Regions from separate parts of the Homo sapiens genome. Here region 2 is linked to region 1. The links are chromatin loops, found by intact Hi-C in ENCODE. Cell type or tissue: Caco-2. All regions are shown on one strand. Each heading gives the region's core, and the rest is flanking DNA. Links, peaks and the distances in the headings are about the cores only. Region 1 overlaps LOC105379013 (a long non-coding RNA gene). Region 2 overlaps LOC105379013 (a long non-coding RNA gene).

The links. Peaks named below come from ENCODE experiments on the same cell type or tissue, not always from the same donor. Only the 100,000 strongest peaks of a DNase experiment are listed, where the experiment ranks them.
Region 2: it touches region 1 in a loop (2.9-fold over the local background); 4 of 110 quality-filtered maps call a loop at or near these places.

What each region holds. Positions count from the first base shown.
Region 1 is chr5:68,456,478-68,465,857 of GRCh38, reverse strand. All of the region lies in intron 3 of LOC105379013 (a long non-coding RNA gene), which reads left to right. Among named protein-coding and RNA genes, the nearest start is that of PIK3R1, 250 kb to the right of the region's middle. In Caco-2, for the core only: a CTCF peak has its summit at 5,563; no DNase peak of the experiment used is centred there.
Region 2 is chr5:68,656,482-68,665,861 of GRCh38, reverse strand. The region is part of intron 2 of LOC105379013 (a long non-coding RNA gene); the gene reads left to right. LOC105379010 (a long non-coding RNA gene) reads right to left here. Exons shown (of 3, transcript XR_007058808.1): 2 at 7,540-7,687; 3 at 6,646-6,730. Among named protein-coding and RNA genes, the nearest start is that of LINC02198, 370 kb to the left of the region's middle. In Caco-2, for the core only: a CTCF peak has its summit at 4,412 (motif pointing right); no DNase peak of the experiment used is centred there.

The DNA.
Region 1 (9,380 bases), core at 1,020-9,019:
GGTGGTAAAAAGTGACTTTCTCTTGGAAGTTGTCAACCAGATGTAACAATGAATTGGATATGAGGGAAAGATTGGAATTATGAAAGACTCTCACGTTTTGACTTGAACAACTTGGCAGATAGTAGTGCCATTTACTGAAACATGGATGGCCACAGAAAGAAAAGGATGTTTTTTTTTCCAGAGTGGGGGATTAATAGGAAAAGGAGAATAAGGAGAAAAGGAAAGGAATAAAGGGTTAAAAACACAGGGCCAATGTTGGGGAGACATAGGGTAGCCTCCTGCAGAGTATCACTGCAAGCATCAGGGCTTTGGGCTGTGTGTCTCTCATCTGATGTTTTGATGTGTATGAATGATCCAGGAAGGTCTGATTGTTATGGAATAAAAACAAACAATTAAAAATTAAAATAGAACCACAGCACTGCTGAGGAACAGCCTGTTGGTAAACAGCAGCAGCTAAAGGCAGAAGATGCAGTGTCTGTTTTTCCTTCCCTAACCTAAGCACTGCACGCATGCGAGGCCAGCACTTTTTGGTGGTGGGTCTGTGGGTAACCACCTCCCTTTCCATACACCCCCTCTCTGCCACAAAGGAAACCAGAGACTGTTGGGTCTGTTTTCTAATAGAGCTCACACTTTTAAAGCACTTCAGATAATTGGTGACGACAGCTCAGTGAGGTGAACAGGAAAGATGCCATTATTCCCAGTTTTTAAATGAGGAATCTGGAGTCAGGGCCACATGGGTAATAAGTGGTGGAGCTGGGACTAGAACCTAGGTCTTTGAACACCTAGGTCAGTGTGCTTCCATGGCCCAGGGCTGCCCTTCTTTCCCAAGCCTGATTCTGTGTCACTGTTGGCCAGCCCTCTATGTTTTCCATGCCTGTTCCCCCACCTCTTTGGAACCTTCTCTTGTCAACTCCTCCTTCTTCCTGTCCTTAGCACCCACCTTTCCTCACTCCCTTCCTTCCTAACATGAACTCTATGGTTCATCCTTTCAATCTTTCCCTTGCAAATGTAGTAAAACCCCCATGATGGTACCTCCTGTTGCAGTGCGAAGTTAGCAGCCTGTAATTGGTGTTTGGCTCCCACCTTCCACCCAGTCCCTATCCTCATTTCACTAACCTAGTTATAACAAGGCTCTCCATTTTATGCAATTCAGTTTTTGGATCTCACATATAATGTTGTGGTGGGGTTTGACTCTACCATCAGCTCCTTTTTCCTGTGCTCTTTCATCATATCTGAATGACTCACTGTTCATCTTCTCAGGTTGAGCGCTCAGGCTGCTGGGCACTGCTGCGGGAAATCACCAACCGATCTGATGAGGCCAATTCCTCCCCTGCTGGGCCACAGGCACTGCTCTGAAATCCTACTCTACCTCTGGTTTGTTTTTCTACACTCTGTTTCAAATCTCTCTGTTCTCTTCAAACCTTGGATTTCTTGCTCGCTTTAAGGAGACAATGTAACTTCCTACTTCACAGAAATAATAGAAACCATTACATGGAAACAACTTCAATTTCTGGCCATGAGATCTATACAAACTTTCCTGCTTTTGTGTTCATCCTTTTGCTTCCAGGTACAGTGGAGGACATGGTCCCTCTCAATTCCAACATCTCTCCATCCACCCATGCCGTGGATCCCATCTTCTGTCTTTTAGCTTGTGTTTCCAACTTTCCTCTCAATAAGTTCAAGTGTCTCTTTTAAAACATAAAACAAAAACCCCTCCTAGACCCCCTTTGCCTACTCTTGCCATTCTTTTGTCAATCTCCATTTCTTCATAGTAAATTTCTAATCTTTACCATATTTTCAACTCTGATTCACCCTTCCACCACCTACCAAACCTGGCTTCCTTCCCCAATGCTCTAAGGACACCTGTTCCACTGACTAAGGTCACCAACAATCTCAGTGCTGCTACATTTGAGGAACACTTCTGCATCTGATTTTCTCTCTCAGAGGCATGGCATATAGTTAATCATTCCATACTCACTGTCATGACAGAGGCTTGACTTTGATGGCACCATTCCCGCTAGGTTTCTTTCTAACTAGCTGATAGGACCTTCTTTTATTCTGGGCTCCGCAGCCTCTTCCTCTACCCAGACATTAAATTTCCTTTTCTCATCTGACTCGCTCCTCAGATGATCCTGTCCATATCCTGTGCAGTGATAACTCCAGGAACTTGAACTACTGCCAAGAATTTTCTACTGATACTCATGGATCAGACTCATGGATCCATCTGCCCACTTGATATCCCCATGTGATAATAGGCCTCAAAAAGAACATGTGCAAACCTGAACTTGTGATCTTTCCCCTCAACACTCTACCCTTCCTTCAATGAATAAACCCTACCCCCATCCCTCCGCCATCCACTCAGTTTTGCCTGTAAAAATCCTCAGAGTTACCTGGACTCCTTATTAGTACTGTCATTCTTGCCTACTTAGCACTCATTCACCTTTGTACTGGGAATAGCTCTTCAAATTTCCTTTCCTGCTCACAATGTCTTTACTCCAGGTGAGATTAATCCTACCTGTTAGCTCCATGGGTAAACATGTTACCCAGGACTAGCCAATAAGGCTCAATTCTAGGAAGTTTCCTGAAACTATTGAGAAGTTGCCTTCTTCTGGAGTTGCTAACCTCTGAGGATGTGAACCTAGAGCTGCCAGCAGCTATTTTGCCACCACAAGGAGAGCTTTCCAGAGAGTGAAGCCATTACACCAGATAAAGAATTCAAAAGAGAGCTACTCTAGAAGACATCATCTGAACTCCTGGATCCAGCCATATATGAAGTATCTGATCTACCCCAAGGACTTCTCCTTCACTTGAATCAATAAATTTTCATTTAGGCTTAAGCCAGTTTGAATGGGATTGCAATCACCCCTACAGAAACAATGCTGACAGATATATCATCCTTAGCTCCTCTCCTTCCTTTACCTCTCCCTAACCTCTCCTCATCCAATCAGTCCTCAAGTCTTTTTGGTTCCACTTGCTGATTCACTAAATATCTCTGAAATCACTCCTCTTCAATCCATTCCAGCCATTACTTTAGGCCAAGCTATCATCTCTCAGTGGCGCAACCACAGTGGCCTTCTAACTGGTAATTCGTGCCCAGTCCTATCTCTTTCATGTACTCTGATATGGTTTGGCTGTGTCCCTGTCCAAATCTCATCTTGAATTCCCATGTGTTGTGGGAGGGACCTGGTGGGAGGTAACCGAATCATGAGGGCAGGTCTTTCTCGTGCTGTTCTCGTGATAGTGAATAAGTCTTATGAGATCTGATGGTTTTAAAAAGAGGGGTTCCACTGAACAAGCTCTCTCTCTTTGCCTGCTCCATCCATGTAAGCCATGACTTGCTCCTCCTTGCCTTCCACCATGATTGTGAGGCTTCTCCACCCACATGGAACTGTGAGTTGAATTAAACCTCTTTCTTTTGGAAATTACCCAGTCTCTGTTATGTCTTTATCAGCAGTGTGAAAACGAACTAATACATACTCTTTACACAATAGTCAGCCTGATCTTAGTAAAATATAAATCTCAGAGCTCTTCATTGCTCCCCCTTGCCCACATAATTAAGCCCAAAGTTGTTCACATGGCCTATAAGCTCTGAATGAGCTGCTGCATGCCTTCCTTTCCAGCTTTATCTCATTCCATTTTTCCCCTAATCCCCTTTATCCCAGCCATGCTAGAAACTACTCCTAAACCTCAGCACCTTGGCAAATGCTGGTTTCACTGCCTGAAACAGTCTTCTCCTTCCTCTCTTCTTAACCAGTTCTAATCTCAATGCCATTTCTCTGGAAAAGGCTGCTGTAATATACCAGACAAGGCCCCTTTATTTCCTGAGCCACCTCTCACACCTGGACACCTTATACTCTATCCTTTGCCTTTTCAGCATTTGTCTTTGTCATCACCTAATTAAGCATTTAATGTTAATGATTAACTGAAGGTCAGATTCCCTCCCTAGACTATAAGCTCCATGAGGACAGGGACCATGGCTGTTTGGTTCACCACTATAGCTTATCATAGGGCCTGACACAAGTTTTGACTGATTATCCTTTGTTCTGGGCTGGAGGGACAGGCAGAGGGGAAACTTAAAGAAAAATAGAGATGTTTTCCAGGCTTTTGAGCAGGTTTACAGATTTCATTTTAGACGAAAATCTTTACATTTCAGCAGTTGACCATCTGTCATACCATTAAGGCAGTATCTCTTGCAGGTGAAGATACAGCAAAAAGTTGGGCAATTTTAAAAAAAAAATCTGGTTTATGTAAAGAACAAAATCTGAAAGAGAAAAAAACAAAAGAAAGCTTCCCTGTTTTTTTCAACAAGGAGTTTCATGAAAAAAATAATAAAAGGAGGGAAGAAACCATGCTAGATTAAAGAGCTTTAAGGGACATAATACTAGATGCAATGCAGGGCCCTAGGTTTGAGTTCGGTTTGGACAAACCAACTGGAAAGGACATTTTTGGGGACGAGCAGGAGGAATTTGAATACAGACTGGGTTTTAGATAAGATGAAAATTTATTGGCAAGGAAAGATGGAGATCATTAACTAAAAAAAGCAGGTTACAAACAGCATGTACAACATGATCTCATTTTGGTAAAAATATGTATATGTATATTTATACACGCATAGAAAAAGCTTTAAGGATATACACACAGGTGTTAACAGTGGTAATCTATGGGTGGTAGGAATATGGTGCTATCGTTTTCTTATTTTTCTTTATCTGAATTTATAACTTTCGACAAGGCACAAATGCTGCTTTTGTAATAATAAAAATTAAAACATGAATTCATTTTAGAAAATTTTAAAGCAGGCTTAAGCAGACCCAGATTTTCACTGAAAGCTGTCCAGGACATTTTTTCTACGTCCTCCACCTTAGAAATGAATAATGTGTCCCAACTTCTGAGTAGGTCTCCGCATGAAGGATTAAAAATTTTTGCAGTCCTTGAACTAAAAGTGAATCAATCAGATATTGAGCATGCATACATTTTCCACTAGCAATGTCAGTAAAGGACCTTCACATCAGTAGCAGGAAAGGTTGCAAGAAAGTAACCCTCACAGGAGGTGCTCACATCATTACCAGGCAACTTCTACACAGCCATTTCCCACTCTAGTGGAAAAATCCACAGTTCATCAACTGTTAAGGATAGTAAGTACATAGAAAATTTAGAAAATGCGGAGTTCCAATGTTATCTGAGAAGTGAAGGAAAGAGAGTTTTGAAGAAAACCATAAAAGACTAGAAAGGTCACCACTGGACACTATTAAGCTGAATATCAGGGATTTGTAACCAAGCCCCAGCCTTATCCCAAAGGAACTGGAAAAGTTCCCAGCCATGGTGGTCCTTATATTCTTTATCTGTAAAATTAGGTCTAGATGAAGTCTAACATTTTTATTTGCTTCACAGCATGGTTCATTACATAACAAAATATTATGTTGCACACTAAGTCACAACATTAAATATAATAAGAGAATTTTGCAAATATCCTCTTCCTGGATTCTTACACGGTGGAGGAAGTTGCCTGTAGAGGGCACTAGTCAGTTAATAACATCTGAATCAGTTTGACTTAAAAGCAAGAAAGGACCTTAGGGGTCACATAGTGGATCCCTCTCTTACAGAGAAGAAACTGAGCCCTAGTGAGATTAGGCGACTTGCTCAGAATCACACAGTTGGCATTTTCACAGAGCTGAGATGGAAAAAAGAACTCTGGTTCATGTTAAAAAACAAAAACCAAACCCAAAAACCTTACAAAGGCCTAGAAATTGAATTGCATTTAGTTGTTCTTTTAATGAATCACCCACCGTGAAAAATAATAAAAAGATTACCACCACCATAAAAAAGGAGACCATCCTAGGAAGCCTACTCTTCAGGACACTAGGAGACAATTAATTCCAGTGTCACTCCCAGCCACAGGGTTATTCAGTGAAATTCCCTTGGCCCATAACCATTTTGTTGATAACCTTTGCTGTCTAAACATCCCTTTGCCAAATTTACACGGCACTCAGATTGCACTGGGGGACAGGATGGTATATAAGAGAGGGGACGGACTTGTTTTTCTTCCTCTCAGCCCCATCAACAGCAGTTAAGTGTCAACCAATGGATTGGATCTACTTCATTCACTGGTTAAAATTAGGCAAACAACTGGACTGGCAATGAGGCTCCCTGAGGCTGGTGTCTGGTTATTTCAGTCACCTTACAATCAGATTAGATCTATCCACCTTGCAAGATTGCCCCTTCCTTGCCAACATACTAGAAACCAGTTTATCTGTTCAAATACTGCATATGGACCCAGACTCTGTAAAACCATGACTAGGATGTTTGATGTGTTATCTTAGGGTTTTTCTGTTTGTTGCTGTTTTGAGAAATAGACATGTAGGTGGTAACATGCTGCAGTAGAACCATCGACTTTGGAGCCCACTAGACAAGGCTTAAATTCTGCCTCCACTTGTGTGTCAGCTGGGTCTCCTCACTGTATTGCTTGACTCTGAGTATCAGATTTCTCATCACGGTATTTACCTTACAGACTGAGGATTAAAGGAGAAAGTTCATATGAAGTGCCTAGATCAGCACCTGGCACTGTACAAATGAGTCTCCCACTTGAAGAATATGGCTGGCTTTCAGAATTAGGAGAGAGTAAGCAGTAGAATTCCACCATGTAATGAATTCAAGGTCATGGCTATTGAAGGAAGGTATTGTCTTTAAAACGTCCCATGAAAAATAGCTTAGATAAACATTCTAGTAGATAAGCTTCAGAAAAGTAATTTTTAACCTACTCCAAACTAATGCCATGGTGTTCTCATTGTTCCTCTACTTTTATAAACAGTGGCATTACTAAATTACAGCCTAAATTCCCCCATGCATTTTAGTGGTGATCCAAGAGCATGCTCAGTTAAAAACATGGGTGGAAGGATTTAGGAGAGTTAGCCACCTCTCCCTACACAATATTTCTAGGGTGCAGAGACAACACTTCTGCTTCCTTTTAAACCCAGTATTTGCTTAGTTTTCAGAAAGAATGAGGCAGTCCCCAAAGGCATGTTGGTCTAAGCATAGAAGCACCATAGTGATGGCATGTTTTCCTAGTTTTACACAGTTGATTTATACCCACTGAGTGCATAGTATGTCTAGGGCACTGGTCATGTATTATTTCATTCAAACTCTACCACAACTTGATGAAGGAGTCACTATTATCAACTTCCATATATTGATGGAGAGGCTGAGGTTTGGAGAAAGTATGTTGCTCACCCAGGTCATGCAGGTGTCAGTGTGGTGAAGCCAGGATGGAGCCCAGCAGCAACATCCGAGCCCCTCCTTCTTCCTGCTGCCTCTTTAGTCTCTTTTTTTTTTTTTTTGTATTTTATTGGCTTTTCTGAATGTGGTAATAACGGGCAAAAGGGCAGGGGCAAAAAATCAAGGAACTTAAGGAATTCACTGAGATCTAAAACGTATTTATATCCACACAGTCTACGTTAACATGATTTTACTATTCCAGGATCTTCATCAGCATAACTTTACTGTTCCAGAAAACTCTTCCTCAAGAAGATAACAGTTACAAATAACTGTATTGTTCATTCCAGGAATTTCCCCAAAGACACATCAACTCGTCAATAGAAAGCATTCAAGGAAAATTTTAAAATTTGAGCATTTCCGAGTCTTTGCCCTCAAAATCTTCATCTTGTGTTTGCCCATTCTAAGTGATTAGATTATGGTCCTCACTAGACCCCAGCCAGGGCTCCCTGGCTCTCACACTAAAAGATACACATTGGAAAAAATCCAGACTTCACAATCTCAAAAATACTCCCAACTTTGCTCCATCCCCTACCTGCACCCCGAGACTCTAGTGAGATTTTTTGTAAATAGTGTTCTCCATTAACTTTAAGCCATCAGTTCTCAACTGGGGATGATTTTGCCTCCCAGGGGATATTTGGCCATGTCTGGCAACATTTCTGGTTGTCATGACTGGGGCTGCTCCTGGCATCTAGAGGGTAGAAGTCAGGAATGCTGCTAAACATCCTATAATGCACAGGACAGCCTCCTCCCCTAATAAAGACTGTCCAGAATCAACAGATTATTTTAATAATATTTTGGAGAGCCACTAATTAGCAATATCTCAGTTAGTGCTACGAAGAAGCTTCCCAAACTCTGAACCCTTCTGGTTATGTTTTTACTCTCTTGATTGCCAGTGTTCTTGCAGGTTCATGAGCCCCAAATCCATGAAGCCCGTCCTTAAGAAATTTCATTCCCAGAGGCTAGACTGCAGACATTTACCTACTCTTCTTATGATGGGGGTTTCCATCTCCTAAGATAGGATCACTTGGTGGCTCGGTTATTTTTTTTAAGACAGGGTCTTGCTCTGTTGCCCAGGCTGGAATGCAGTGGCGCAATCACGGCTCACTGCAGCCTTGGCCTCCCGGGTGTCAGGCGATTCTCCTACCTCAGCCTCCCGAGTAGCTGGGATTGCAGATGTGAGCCACCGCACCTGGCCAAGTTATCTTTAATTTCTACATTGTGTATTGTGTATCAGCTGTTTGAAATGATGAACCTGAGTCCACAATTTTTTTAGAAGATGCTGTTAACTATCTTAATAATGGCAGCATTCCTGAGGTTGTGAAAATGACTTTACTGAACAGGAAGCATGTTTTCCTTATAGACAAATAGCACGAATTCATATTACTTATAAAAGATACTGCCTCTTGAAATTAGCACTTTGAATTTCACCTTTTCGTCTAGATATTTCCACTGGTAACAAAATTTCCCTGGAAGTCAGTGTTTGGAGTTATAAGATCAATTTGTGACCCAAAAATATAAACGGTCTACCTTTTATCCTGTTTGTGATGAGTGAAAGGCAAAAGTAAACAGAAAAAAGAAACCTGATATGACTTCACTCTTGAAATATTGTGCAATGATTTTCTGAAGGTAAGTAGCAGGCTTTGTATCTTGAGAACCTAACGAAGTTAAACAGCAGTCCTCACTCTGGGCACAGAAGTCACAGCTTACAGTACTGGAATGAGGCCCAGGATGATGTCATCCTGGGCAGAGACCTTATCCGTAACCCCACAGTGCATTTGTATTAGGCAGTGATGTCTCTGTCACCAGGAACTTCACTGAGCCTTCCTGAAGCTCTCAAGCATGTCATAGAAATATTGTCCATCTCAAAATTTGCCCTAGAAAGGAACCAGGAAGTTTTCCTTTTTGAAAGTTCTTGAGATGATATATGTCTTGAGTCTTGTGGGGATTCATTCAAATCCCTGGAGCTGGCATAAAGATTTTTGAAGTGAGAACATTTGAGCTAAAGAAGATACAGAAAAAAGTGTTATCTCGACTGCACTTACCTGACTAAAGCAGGGCCTCCCGAAAATACTGCTGCCATTAACCCCCATCTGAGGGGGTTTCCTGGAATT
Region 2 (9,380 bases), core at 430-8,429, 200 kb before region 1:
TATAGAGTAAGACCTGTGGTAAGGATCCATAAGAGATAGTGCAGTGTCCCAGGCTAGTGACAAAGAACTGGTTACCACCTCTAGGCCTGAAGCATTGAGGGAAGAGAGGAGGTTCCAGAATCCAGAAGGAAAGAGTTATGCAGATAGGGCTGCCTTGAGAGCAGCAGTGACCTTCAGTTGGAGGACACAGCCAGTCAGATAGGACCGCACAAGGAGCTGAGGCCATCAACAGCCTGCACTCACTCTTTTCTTCCTCCAGTCTCTTTCTGGGGCAGGAGTCTGTTGGATACAACCAGGGCAGGCTGTTGGACTCAAAGAGGGAGGCTGCTGAGGAGTTTCATCCAGGTCAGTCTCCTGGGGCAGAAAGAATAGTGAAGGGTGTAAGGGGATCTGTCGGGCATACCAGTACAGGTGGGTACCACTGTCATCAGCATTCTCCCCGCAACCCCAGCTGGTCCACTTATAAATGGTCAAAGCTAGGTTTAGGAAGGTTAAACTGTGTCCCTCAGTACACGCTGAGCTGGGACACTCTGATTCCAAGACCCTTTGTTTTAACTATTATGTTATCCTGCATTGAGATGGAAGAAACCTTGAGGGGATTCAGGTTTCCTCCCTCTCAGCTTGGGAATAGCTTTTGCAGCATATTTTCACGTGATCCTTTGGCCAATACTTGAATATCTGCCTACATGGGTATTAGTGACTGTCTTGTGGTCATTTTTGTCTCCACTGGGGGGATTATTCTTATGACTGGGAAGCTTTCTCTTAGATTGGACAAACCCAGGGGGTAACATTTACTAATCAAAAAAATCAAATCTATTTTTAATTGATACATAGAAATCTGAAGCTCTGTTTTCTCCTTTACTCATTTTCTCAGATGTTACTCTTCAGAATTAGTAGGGAGATTCCTCTCTTACTATTTTTCTGTCTTTGAGCCCCTGGATGTCCTTTTTGTATTCGGGTTTTTTTAATTTTTTTTCGAGACAGATTTTCAGTCTTCACCCAGGATGGAGTGCAGTGGCATAATCATGGCTCACTGTAGCCTTGACCTCCCAAGCTCAAGCAATCCTCCCCTCTCTGCCTCCCAAGTGGCTGGGACTACAGGCACATGCTACCACACCCAGCTAATTTTTATATTTTTTGTAGAGATGGGGTTTTGCCATGTTGCCCAGGTTGGTCTCGAACTCCTGGCCTCAAGTGATCTGCCTCGGTCTCCCAAAGTGCTGGGATTACAGGCATGAGCCACCACTCCTGGTCCAGTTATATGATTCTTTTATGGACACTCCCTCCTGTAGCCAGATGGTCACTTCCCATAGTCTTTATCTTTCAAAGTCACAGCCTAAACATCAGAAGGAATAAAGGAACCACTGGGCTACAAATTTTTCTTCTACTCTTTTTAAAAGTTTGAGCTCTTAAAAGCAGGGAAGGCTGCACAGTTCCATGTAAATCCGTAGAGGTGGGTAGTAGCCGGGGAGAGTGGTCAGTGATACATCCTGCAGGCTGTGCATACCCACCAGGAAGAAGGCTCACCTCATGACTGGCCGCATCAGGCCATATGTCTTCCTTTCTCATGCTGCAATGGGAAGGCATGCGGGACACCCTTTCCTGGCTGTGGTAGCAGGATACCTCAAACCCACTGGTGCTTAGGAGTCCTTTTTGTTCCATGGAACATAGGATGTGGTTTCTTTTTCAGAATAAGTCTAGGACCGGATAAAACTTTGTGAACTCTGATGACGGTAACAGTGATAACAATGACCTTTTATTGAGTGCTTAATCCTTGGTAAACCAAGAATAGTTCTCACCATTTACCATTTGTGTCCAATGGACCCTTTTTGTGTTTTTATATTTTTTAGTCATTTTATGAGTAATTTACAGAAGACCAGATATATTATGAAAAATAACTTTATTAAAAATTTTAATAAAAATGTAAACATAGCAAACTCCAGTTTTTCTTACCATATTTTCCTGGTGTAGAAGGTATTGATGCCTACAATTTTTGGGCAACTTCCTTCGAATGCCATTAACTGGTGATCAATTGTCATGCATGATTCTGGAACATGTTGGTCTTAGAAATACAGCATTGATTCCAAATTTCAAGTCCATCTCTAAAAGTTTAGCTTATCGTTACCTCTAATTTTATCTTCTTGCAGTTATATCATCAAAATAAAATATTTTTAAAAACTGTGGCTCATGATTTGTTTAAAAGAGGACTCACATCTTCATTCTATAATTGCAAAACATTTTCATGTTTTATCAATTAGAATGATTCAATTGATTGTTTTGGTTTCCACATTATTTTCTTCCATTCCCCTTTCAGTACACACCCACCTAGTCCACTTATGACCCATATTAAGCAAATTTTGGTGCACAACCACATAAGAGACAAAAGAATATTATTACTTTTTTTTTTTTTCAAAACGGGATGGTCTATGTTCTGATCACAGAACACTGCATGATAAAGTTCTTCCTGTTGAGTTACTAACTCATTGAGGACACGATATTTCATTTTTGTCCTTAAAAATATAGTGTCCATTTATTGATTCTAGACTTTGGAAAAATTCACTTAGGATATTGTCATCTGAAAACTCACAGTCTAAAATTTTGCTTATATGAAATCTCTTTGCATTAATCTTATGATTTGTTTAATAATATGAAACATCTTCCTCTGTAAATTTGCTTATCTTTGCCATTGTGGTTGGAAAATAAAAATTATGGATGCTCAGTTGTGTATAAAAGATGAGAAGAAACTACAAAGATGGTGTCTTTACTGTTCTCCTAAACCTTCTTGAATGATTCTACAATACTTGGGGCAGGACAGCAGGAAAACTAAAAGGTGATGTAATAGCCACAGTTTAGTTCATTATTGCATCAGCCTTTTATGAAATTATATCATTTTTCCATTTCACATTATTTTAGTGTTTTTAAACACAGTTGGGAATAATTGGTGAGTAATGATCAAATGATGACTAGAATGATGAATAGCAAAATGTTTCAAGATATAAGAAAAAGAAAATCACTAAGATTCCATAATATAGCTTGGATTTACAAAAATTGCAAGATTGACTTTTATTCTATTTTTTAAATAGTAAATTTTCTCTTGTTATTTGGAAGACCTCTAAGAAAAAGTAAAAGCAATGTAATATCAATCCCTACAAATAAATTGCTCAAAAATAAAATCCAAAAGCTAAAATGGGATCCTGTGTTTCCTGATGTTATAGTTAACGTGTTAGACACCATATAAAGAAATTTATAAACGTGACTAAATCCAGCTAATGGATTGAAAAAAAGAATAAAGTTTCAGTTGGAGATGATGAAAATGTTCTGGAGATGGAGGGTAGTGATGGTTGCACAGCAATGTGAATGTACTTAATGCCACTGAACCATACCCTTAAAAATGGCCAAAATTATAAATTTTATTATGTCTATTTTACCACAACAAAAAAAAGGCATGTTTATTGAATGCTTACTTTGTGTCAAATACCTGATGTCATCAGTGCAGTTATCACAGTGACATGAGTTAAAACTATCTCTCCTCCAGTGGATGGGGAAGGCTGACAGAGACTAAGTAAATTGCCCAGAATCACAACTGGTCATGGCAGAGCAGGAGGAGGATTCCAGCAGAAAGCCCCCAGAGCCTCGTATATAACCACTACAGTGCTTGTGAGGCCAGGCTGGGGTGCAGAGGCGTCATTCCCCTGGGTGTGCCATGCCCTCTTTCTTCTTTCCAAACTCTTAGGTGATCTGGGATTCCTTAGCTACCTCCTCAGAATCTCTTCTGATTTCTTTCAAGGCTCTGTGGGGAAAAAAAAAAAAAAAAAAAGCTTTGTACGTAAGACCACTTGTACTCTCGGCCAAAGCAGCTGCTGACATCCTCAGAAGTGAAGACAAGCATGCCCGTGTCCCAAGGGCTGGAGGAAAACAGTCTCCCAGCACCCCTCCCAAACCAGCCATCATCTGCCTCCACTGGACTTGGTTCTATGTGGCCGCCTCCACCAGACTCTGCTTATAAATGGCCAGGACACCTTCCACCATGTCTATTAGCCACTTTTCTGCCAGGTGGTGGTAATTCTCACTAATTTGTACCAGCTTCATAGATGTCAAGCCAAATTTCATTTTATTATGTTTTTGAAGAAGAAATATTGATTAGCTGGGTGTTAGTGAAATTATTTTCTACAAGTTGGGTGATGGAAAGAGATTTCAAAGTATGCCTACTATCTAAAACACATTTACAAATGATATATGCAAACATTATTTTAATAAAAATTACATTGGTGTGAATAAACAGAGTGTGAGCAGGCAGCATAATAATGTCTATTTTTCTGAGTGCAAAAATACACAGTTCAAAGATAAATCTGTTTTAGGGCAAGAAGGTAATTGGGGTAAAGAGCAGGGAGTGTGTCTTAGAGCTGTGGTTCCTGACTGGGCCAGCTGAGGGCAGTGGTTCTGGTGAGAGCAATTGTCGGCTTAGAGGCCTAGAGTTTCCTAAGGATGTCTGCTGAATAGTCATTGTGAGTAATTAGGAGAAAGAGTATCTCTAGCATTAACAGGGCCCAGTTAGGGTGAAGGGTGATAGGAAGTGCCCAGACTGCCTACCTACTGGGTTTCTTAAAGAGGTCCTGGCGGTCCCCGAGGTACATGCTGGAAGTGCAAATCCTAGTGCCCTACCCATAGATTACTGAGTCAGAAATCTCTCAGGTGATTCTTTTTCACAGTCAAGGCTGAAAATTACTGCTGCGTTAGCTTCTCTTCAAGTGGAAGCATGGAGTTGAAGACAATAGAAGGAACTAGACCAAGATTAAATGCTGGGTTTTATGGGATTGCTATAGAGCCATGTAGGATCCGATGCAGGATCCGGGAAGTAGAAATGCAAGAAGAGAGTCAGAAAAAGAGATCTCCTAGGAGACTGTTAATTTACTAGCCTGGTTGGAAATACAACGCATGGAAACAGGTGAGGCAGACAGAGTCATCCAATTGCAGGGTCGGAACTTGGAAGGCCTGAGGCATGAAGGGAACAGGGTGGGGGTGCAGTCCTCACTATCGGGAGGGCTGAGGGCCACACCACAGTGCAGGACCGAGAGGCTGGGGCCAAAGGAGCTACTGGGTCCCAAGTTCTGTCCTGGAACAGTAATAAGCCGTCCTGCACCTGTCCTTGGCTCCAAGGCTAAACTGGAAAGCCCAGTTTCCCATCATGCCTTTCCAAGTGGTTGCAGTCACAGGAGGTCCTGTTATAAATCCAACTCCCAAGTTTCAGACATGGGAAACTGCAATGTAAGATGCGTCTTTAGAGCTCAACAAATGGACTTGCCTTGAGGGGCTGGTGAAGGTGACACCCATCCACCCGACTTCCTTGCCCTTCGTGGGAAGAGCAGTTCAAATGTTGGGCTCAGTGTGAGCAAAGCAAACAGCACAGGTTGAGAAAAGAAGTGAACTGTTGGGACTCAGGAACCCGTGTGTGTGTGTGTGTCTGTGTGCACGCCAAGTGGAGAGGGCAGCCTACAGTGGGCTTTGCAAGTTTGGAATTTATCCTGAGGACAATAGGAAGCCATGGAAGGGTATTAAGCTACAGAACAAAGTGATCAGAATTATGCTGAGTCTAGGAAGTGCTGTTGCTTGGCTGGTTAATTTGATCATATCAACAAGAGAATCAGTACGGGGTCAAATTGGTTGCATTCCTATTTGTTACTGAGACAAAAAAATACAGATTTTGAGGAATGTGATAGTGGCTAGTCCCCTAAGTCCAATGACTAGGTTGGCGTCTGTCATCCTCCCTTAAACAAAAATTCTTCACTTAACTCTAAGCAGGAAATGAAAACGTATGTTCTTGGGGTGACTTCATCTTTTGGAATTTTCTCATATATTTTTCCAAAATTCCAAAGCAATTGTTACAAAAAGGACACAAATATTAATGGCTTAAAAATTTGTCTGTAAATTTGCTTATTTTTCTGAAAAAAAAAAAAAAAAAAACAACAACAAAAACAAAACAAGGAAATTAAACTAGAAATGAATGAAATTGGTTATTTATAGGGATCAGTGAGAACCAAATGCAAGTCATAGGGAAGAAGATGGAATTTCTCTGGGGATCCCTTTTGATTTGGTTTTGTGTTTCAAAGTGTGTTAAAGGTTTACATTTCCAAAAAATAGAATTAAGAAATGGAAAAAAGATGAAAATTGAATTCAAGCAGAAAAAACCCAAAATTACATGAAATAGATAAAAATCACAGATTAGAAAAAGTACTCAAGTCACTTTCGAACAAAGTATGCTGATTGTACAACCCAACATAACATTTTCTAAGAATAAAAATGAAACGGTATGGAAATCTTGAACTCCACTTAATAAATTGTTGATAGTGTGTACTGCAGGACCAGGCAAATGGGTAAACATAACAAGGTTGTTGGGAACCTGGATTCTCACTGTGGAAAAAGAAAGGTACAAATGTGGACTGGGATATCATGGCCCCTGCCTGAATTAATTATCATTATGATGGTTACAAAATGACAATTTTCTATTTCTAAATTTCCTACTCATTTATTAGTTGGTATTCTTCTCTAAAGAGGAGTGTTCCATTCTTCTTCCCACCTTGATTTTTCAAAATATCAGAAAATATATTTGTTCCCTCTAATATGTTATAACCACTTCTGTCATTTGTCATTTTGATGTTTAAATTATCCCAGTTTTCCCAGTGGGAATCCTTTCAAGAAGAATCCTGTGTCTTCTTGACATATCTCCATCTTCCTAAGAAATAAATTTTTGAAATAAAAATAGGTTTATATTGATACCGCTAGGACCAATTCAACACCACAACACAAAACAAACAAATGAAAAAGCAAACATGTCAGCTAAACGCAATGTGAGATCTTTGATTAAACCCTGGAGGCGTGTGTGTGTGGGTGTGCGGGTGTGTGTGGGTGTGTGTATGTGTGTATGTATGTACTTAGATCAGCTGCATAAAACTATAGGGACAATTGAACTTAAAAAAGACCATATTAGAGAATAGTATTATATCAATGTGAAATTTCTGAAGTATGATATGAAAGGAGGAAAACCTTTTGTTGAGATACTCACCTAAGTATGTAGGAGGGAAGTATCCTGAAGCATGGGAAGCTAAAACAATGAATTCTCAAATGATTAAACAAAAAAAAGTGTGTATATGTATACAGAGAGATAAAGCATATTTGGGACAATAAAAATAATTAGTGAATGTAGGTGAGCAATATATGGGTGTTCATTTTACTGTTCTTGCAATTTTCTCCAAGTTAGAGTATTTTGAAAAGAAGTTGGAGGAGGGATGCTGGGTTGCATGAGAAAGACTGTGGAAGACAGGGCTGGGGCTGCACTATACACTTTTAACATCTGCAGGGCATCCTAGAGGGTTCAGAAGGACATGCCACATGGGAAGTTGGCTGGGGGCAAATAGCAGAAAACAGAGCATCTGGGGCAGCAGCTCACTCACAGTGATTTAGGGTCTGCAAGCCTTGGGATTTTAACAATGCAACTATTTGTTTTAAACACACATGTAACATCATTTCATTTTATATGCATACTTTACACATGCAACATTAGGGCCAAATTCCAGCTCCATCCCAGTCCCAATCACTTGATGAGAGGGACATTTATTGGCTTATCTGGCAGATGGGTTTTAGTCCAAAGCTTCTCTTCGTGAATGATTTCAATTCTTGCTCGTTAATCTTCCTGTGAAATCACAGTTAAAGGATTGTGGGTGAACACATCTAAGGTATCCAGTGATCAGCAGTACAGCTTATTTTCTGTCAAGTATGACTTTGTCATTTTTATCTGATACTTACCACACAGCCTCATGCAAAAACAGGTTTGCTTCACCACCACCCCTCCTTCCTGCTCCCCCTTTCCCAGGCCCAGATACAGATTTGTATTCTTGGCATCCTGCTCTTGTTTGATGAGTTTTAGGAGGCTCCAATTCTTGTTTTGTCCCCAGGAGTAAAGCAGCAACTGCTTTAAACTGATAACGACATGATTTTGCTGCCCTATAGACAGTCATTTAAACTCTGTGATATGTGGCCACTGCCTCAAAATTCAAGCAATGGAAATGACATCATTATCAGCCAACTCTTCATGATGAAAAATGACCCACATTAGGAAACAATCTGAACCCAAGGAAACTTTGGTGATCAATCATCACAATTATAACGTGCTGGCCTTTTATGTAAATCCAACCCACAGTGAAGCAGGATTTGGATGGGAGAGTTGGGGGAGGAGAAATCTAGTGGAAAAAGAACATTAGCACAATGTAATTAAGCAAAAGGGAAAGCTTCAGATAATATATGTTTCTCAGGGGACCCTGATAGACCTAAGCTGAAAGGATTGCATCATCATCATTAAAAGCATTTGTTAAATGCCCAGAGCTACAGAGAGATGGGCTGGGCTTTGTGCTGCTTGAAGTTAGTTGAAACAGGCCAAGCCCCTTCCACCAGGAACTTGAGCCCTCCAGGAGCTACCTGGTCGATGAGTAGTGGGCAGGGACATTCCCTCACTGCAGGGGAGCAATTATAACTGCCAGAGGGTGATGTTGCAGCTTTGGAGTGCCTGGCTTTCCCCATTCTACTTTAGTCCCTTCGGGTCATTTGTCCTTTTCAAGGCTGCATGGCCAGCCACATGCTCAAGCTGGTCTCAGTATGAGGTAGAAAGGAGTGGGACTGTCACCATCCATCTGCAAGAAGGCAGAGTGTTTTCAGAGAGCAGAGGAGTTGGGGACTTTGGTGATGAATCATGCCTTACCCGAGGGCATGTATGATTGCACCTGGCCAGCTTCACATGTCTGCATTTGATTCTTAGAGTTTGTGTTTTGTCTATTACCTTTTTCTCAGACCTGGAAAGGTGTGTGTGTGTGTGAATGTGTATGAAGAGTTGCAAGGAAGGTGAGGAAGGACAAAGGGATAACAGATGTGGCTATGTTGGTCCCAGAAAATTGTAGAGAATAAGGCATCTCCTGGTTGCCTATACCTTAGGAAATGTAAAAAGCACAGGGAAGTGAACACTCAGCTCAGCTCAGCCATCCCTTATCAAGGCCTCCAGAGGCTGCAGGTCCATCCCATGGCATGGTGGCTCTGGGCTAGTGAGTGCTCCAAGCAGGATCTCCACATGATGGCCTCCATCTGGCAACACTGGCTCCCCTTCAATCCTATTTTTTCTTAAAATCTTTGTAGTGTCATTTCTACTATGCTTGCTCTCGACTCTACCTATGAAACCTCTTATATATGCACTTCTTATCCTGAAATCGATGTCCAGATTATGAGGCCTTGGCCTACTTCCTCACCTCCTATTCAATACTCTCCTACATGATGCAAATAACCCTTTTCTATCTGCAGACCAATAAAACTGGAAATTTCCCTCTAGGAGTTTGCTCCTT